Regions from separate parts of the Homo sapiens genome. Here region 1 is linked to region 2. A link is an interaction called in ENCODE POLR2A ChIA-PET data of the cell type or tissue named here. Cell type or tissue: PC-9. All regions are shown on one strand.

Region 1 (2,500 bases), 480 kb after region 2:
AGAGTTCGTGTCAGACTGCAAAGCCTTAAAGGCTCAGTCCCACAAGACTACTTTCACTGTAGATGGTATTTTCAAGTACCAGGCTGCCACTTGTGCTTCTAAGGTCAACTGGCTATAAATTGGGGGTTCCTGTGACCCTGATCCAGTGATTGTGCTACTTGTCAAGTTCAATAATTTGCTAAAACAGCTCATAAAACTCAGAAAAACACTTTACATTTACTGGTGGGTTTGTTGTTGTTGTTGTTGTTGTTGTTGTTGTTGTTTGAGACAGAGTCTTGCCCTGTCTCCCAAGCCGGAGTGCAGTGGCATGATCACAGCTCACTGTAACCTTGAATGCCTGGGCTCAAGAGATCTTGCCTCAGCCCCCTCAGTAGGCTGGCTAATTTATTACAAACATTTTTTTGTAGAGAAGGGACATGTACTCGTTTATTATACAGCATACAACTCAGGAACAGCCAGATGAAGAGATGCATAGGGCAAGGTATGGGGAAGGAGCATCCGTGCTCTCTCTGGGCATACTACCCTCCTGGTACCTCGATGTGTTCACCAACCCAGAAGCTCTCCAATTCTTATTGTTCAGGGGTTGGTTTGTTTGTTCGTTTTTGAGACGGAGTCTTGTTCTGTTGCCCAGACTAGAATGCAGTGGTCCCCCCATCTTGGCTGATTGCAACTTCCACCTCCTGGGTTCAAGCAATTCTCCTGCCTCAGTCCCCTGAGCAGCTGGGATTACAGGCGTGGGCCAACATGCCTGGCTAATTTTTGTATTTTTAGTACAGATGGGGTTTCACCATGTTGGCCAGGCTGGTCTCAAACTCCTGGCGTCAAGTGACCTGCCTGCCTCGGCCTCCCAAGTGCTGGGATTACAGGTGTGAGCTACTGTACCCAGACTTTTCAGGGGTTTTTGTTTGTTTGCTTTTTGAGGCAGAGTTTCACTCTATTGCCCAGGCTGGAGTGCAGTGGCATGATTTCAGGTCACTGCAACCTCCGCCTCCCGGGTTCAAGTGGTTCTCCTGCCTCAGTCTCCCAAGCAGCTGGGACTACAGGCACGCACCACGATGCTGGGCTATTTTTTTATTTTTAGTAGAAACAGGGTTTCGTCATGTTAGCCAGGCTGGTCTCGAACTCCTGGGCTCAGGTGATCCGCCCGCCTCGCCCTCCCAAAGTGCTGGGATTACAGGCACTGCGCCTGGCCCCTGTTCAGGGGTTTTAATGGAGGTTTTATTACATGGGCAAAATTGATTAAAACATTGGCCTTGGTGATTGACCTCAACATCCAGCCCCTTTCCCCTCCCCAGGGTTCAGGAGGTGAAGCTGAACATTCCCATTCCACTCCTGGGTCTTTCTGGAAACCAGCCCCCTCTGCCTCCTGGGTTCAAGAGATTCTCCTGCCTCACCCTCCCAAGTAGCTGGGATTACAAGCGCCTGACACCACGTCCGGCTAATTTTTGTATTTTTAGTAGAGACGGGGTTTCGCCATGTTGGCCAGGATGTCTCAAATTCCTGACCTGAGGTGATTCACCTGCCTCAGCCTCCCAAAGTGCTGGGATTACAGGCATGAGCCACCACGCCTAGCCTTTTTTTTTTTTTTTTTTTTTTTTTTTTTTTTGTTGAGATGGAGTTTCACTCTTGTCTCCCAGGCTGGAGTGCAGTGGTGCAATCTCGGCTCACTGCACCCTCCGCTTCCTGGGTTCAAGCGATTCTCCTGCCTCAGTCTCCCGAGTAGCTGGGATTACAGGCACCCGCCACTGTGCCTGGCTAACTCTTGTATTTTTAGTAGAGATGAGGTTTCACTGTGTTGGCCAGGCTGGTCTCAAACTCCTTGACCTCAGGTGATCCACGCACTTCAGCCTCCCAAAGTGCTGGGATTACAGGTGTGAGCCACTGCGCCCAGCCAATTTTTTGTTTTTTTAATTGGCAAATAAAAATTGTATATATTGGCCAGGCGCAGTGGCTCACATTTATAATCCCAGCACTTTGGGAGGCCGAGGCAGGCGGATCACGAGGTCAGGAGTTTGAGACCAGCCTGGCCAACAAAGTGAACCCTGTCTCTACTAAAAATACAAAAATTAGCCAGGCATGGTGGCGCGTGCCTGTAGTCCCAGCTACTTGGGAGGCTGCAGCAGGAGAATCGCTTGAACCTGGGAGACGGAGGTTGCGGTGAGCCGAAATCATACCACTGCACTCCAGCCTGGGTGACAGAGTGAGACTCCATCTCAAAAATAAAAACAAAAAAAAACTGTACGTATTTATGGGGTATGTTTTGATATACGTATACATGGTGGAATGGCTAAATCAAGCTAATAAACATATGCATTACCTCACATACTTTTATTACTTTGGGGTGAGAACATTTATAATCTATTCTCTTGGCAATTCTCAAGTATATGTTTTTATTAACTATAGTCGCCATGTTATACAACAGATCACTTAAACTTATTCTTCCTAGCCGAAATGTATCCTGGCTGGGCGCGGTGGCTCACGCCTGTAATCCCAGCACTTT
Region 2 (2,500 bases):
GGAGCAGGACTGAGAGAGATCAAGGAAGAGTCACCCTTCACGCCCCTGTGGAGATGATAAGGGTGCTTTCCTGCCCCAGTGTGAGGGGAGAGGGAATCCAGACTCTCCCTGATGCCTCAGAGGCACAGCTCACTGTCAGAGTCCTTGCCATCCTGGAAGCCTAGGACTGCAGCCCAGTGCCCTTGTTGTTCACCTACCCCACTGTGGGAAGGAAAAGCAGGATGCCTGATGAACTTACTTTGAGGGCTGGGACTGCACTTGAATGTAGAGACTGGTATCCATCTGAGTCTGGGAGATTCTGAAAGCAAGAGGCCCACTACAGTAGCCCATCCGGCAGGGCTCGAAGGACCCTGGGGCAGCATGACTGGGAAGAAGATGGGGGCAGCTCTCCCTTCCCAGGTCTGTGGGGCCCTTGAAGGATTATGGGAGAGGATTCCTGCAGGCCCTGTGGCTCTGCATGGAGATGCACGGAAGTCAGTGGAAGGGCAGGAGCTGAGGGTTTGCCCAGGTACCCATGGCCAAGTCAACAAAGGGTCGTTGGGCACCTGTACCACTGTTGAGGCTAAAGAGAGGTGCATCTGTGTGAGGGAAGGAGGGGGAAAGGGTGGTGTTCAGTGATGGAGGAGGGTGGGGTGAGATCTTCAGCATCTAACAGAGCCACAAAGAACAGGAAGGGGAAAAGGACACTCCTGTAAAGAGGTCTCTTACTCTCCATCCCTCCTCTCTGCCCAAATACAGATGCTGAGGCCTCAAAGAGGGAGGAGGTGAGGCATCTTCAAGCCAGGCCCTACTTCCCCTCCACTGCTCCAAACAACCAGGACCCAACTCTCACTTGTGCTGGAGGGAAGGGGAGAGAAGAGCTCTGAATCGAGTTTGCAATGAAAGTTTTAAAAATATAAGAGGCTGAGTCTTAATTACTGGAATGAGACTGTTATAGTAACCGAAAGTGGCTGAAAAGTTATGGAACCAGACCAAGATGTCGTTAAGGGAGCGGCTCCTCAGCAGGAAAGAGAGATCTGGCACAGCACAGCCAGGGCAGTTACTGGAAGAAATAAAATCTTTTCATGTTTATACCCCAACGAGTTGAGACTCCCCAGTGAATCAGGCACACAGGAAGTACCTGGGCCTTGGACACCAGTGTCCCTGTGGTCAGAGTACCCCATGAAGGATGATGTCACGCGGAGCACAACCTCCTCTTCCCATTCAGGTGCTGTCTCACCTCCCAGGGCAAGAGAAGCAGGAGGAATTTGTCCTCCAGCTTTAATGAGGCACTTAGAAAGAGGAACAGGATGGTTTCTTCTTACCGGAATCCTCGATGGAATGCAGGCGCAGGCAGCTGAAAGAGATGGTGCAATTTGCATACTTCTGGTGGATTCCAGGAAGCATCAGCCCCATTTCACCCTAACAGCCAGTGGACTCTGCCTGGGAGGGCCAACAGCCAAAGAGAGCTTTCAGTCTCCAGGCTGAGAAAGTCAGGAGAGGAACAAGTCAGGGGACACCACCAGCCCTGGGACAGCGTGGCAGCATATCCAGAAGATCAGGAAACTGCCGCAGAGGCTTGGTCCCCTACTGGAAATTGAAAGAAAATGAAGTTTAGAAAGAGCAGGGTGGGAACTGGTTTGCAGAACAGAATGTTCCCTTGGCTTATTTTCATCTGGGGGAAAGGGAAGAACTAATACTTATTGAATGCCTGTGCTGTATCAGGCACTATGTTCATTCTTGTCTTATTTAATCCTCCCACAACCCTGTAAGGAAAGCATTTTCTCCATTTTACAGATGAAAAAACTGAGGCAGAGTGGTTGCCTAAGGTCACATGTTGTTGGAATTTGAACTTCATGTTTGTCTGTGTGGTAGACAGACACAGAGATGCCATGCTTACATTGCCCCTTCAATAAAGGACTCACTCCCCTGCTACCAAGAATGTTGGTTTTATTTGCCCCCAGCAATTAGTTCCTTCAAGGACCACCTGAGTTTTTAAGCCACAGTCACTCTCTTCTTAAGGCAGCCCCTAGCCAATGGCTGAGCAAGGTGGTAGTACAAAGGCCCATCCCTCTTCTACCAATGCGGAACTCCTCTAACAAGCAATTTTTGCTCAGAGCACCCTGTTAGACTGGCAGAGGCTTTGTCAAGTCTGCATCAGAAGCCAAGAGCTCCTCCTGGCCAAACTGCTTCCTCCCTTTTCCACTCACAGGTGATCCTCCCCTTTGCACTTCTACCTCTGTTGCAGCATCTAGTTCCAGAGAACCCAGTGGAGACTCCTAACAGCCTGACTGCAAAGCTTTCCCTTTTTCTGACACTTTATCTTCATTTTCACTTGTCCTTAGGTAACATTGCTGCAGTGCAGAGAGTGAGCTCCTTCTTGGTAGCAGGGGCTTCACCCCTTCCAGAAGAAAGCTACTGAAGGTTTAGTGATTAAGGCAGTTTCCAAAGAGTTAGTTATCCTTGATGATTATGTGCTCAATGCTCAAAGGCAGTTGCTAACATTCAGACTTTGAGGTCT

The links. Peaks named below come from ENCODE experiments on the same cell type or tissue, not always from the same donor. Only the 100,000 strongest peaks of a DNase experiment are listed, where the experiment ranks them.
Region 1: POLR2A ChIA-PET joins it to region 2 with 14 read pairs; 2 of 35 experiments call an interaction of 5 or more read pairs at or near these places.

Annotation. Positions count from the first base shown.
Region 1 is chr1:112,836,897-112,839,396 of GRCh38, forward strand. All of the region lies in intron 3 of LINC01356 (long intergenic non-protein coding RNA 1356), which reads right to left. Among named protein-coding and RNA genes, the nearest start is that of LINC01357, 12 kb to the right of the region's middle. In PC-9, no CTCF peak of the experiment used is centred here; a DNase peak (open chromatin) is centred at 1,475; H3K27ac peaks cover 371 bases.
Region 2 is chr1:112,359,058-112,361,557 of GRCh38, forward strand. It overlaps LINC02884 (long intergenic non-protein coding RNA 2884), which reads right to left and starts at 1,550. Exons shown (of 2, transcript NR_183466.1): 1 at 1,305-1,550. In PC-9, CTCF peaks have their summits at 156 and 1,610; a DNase peak (open chromatin) is centred at 1,334; H3K27me3 peaks cover 1,523 bases.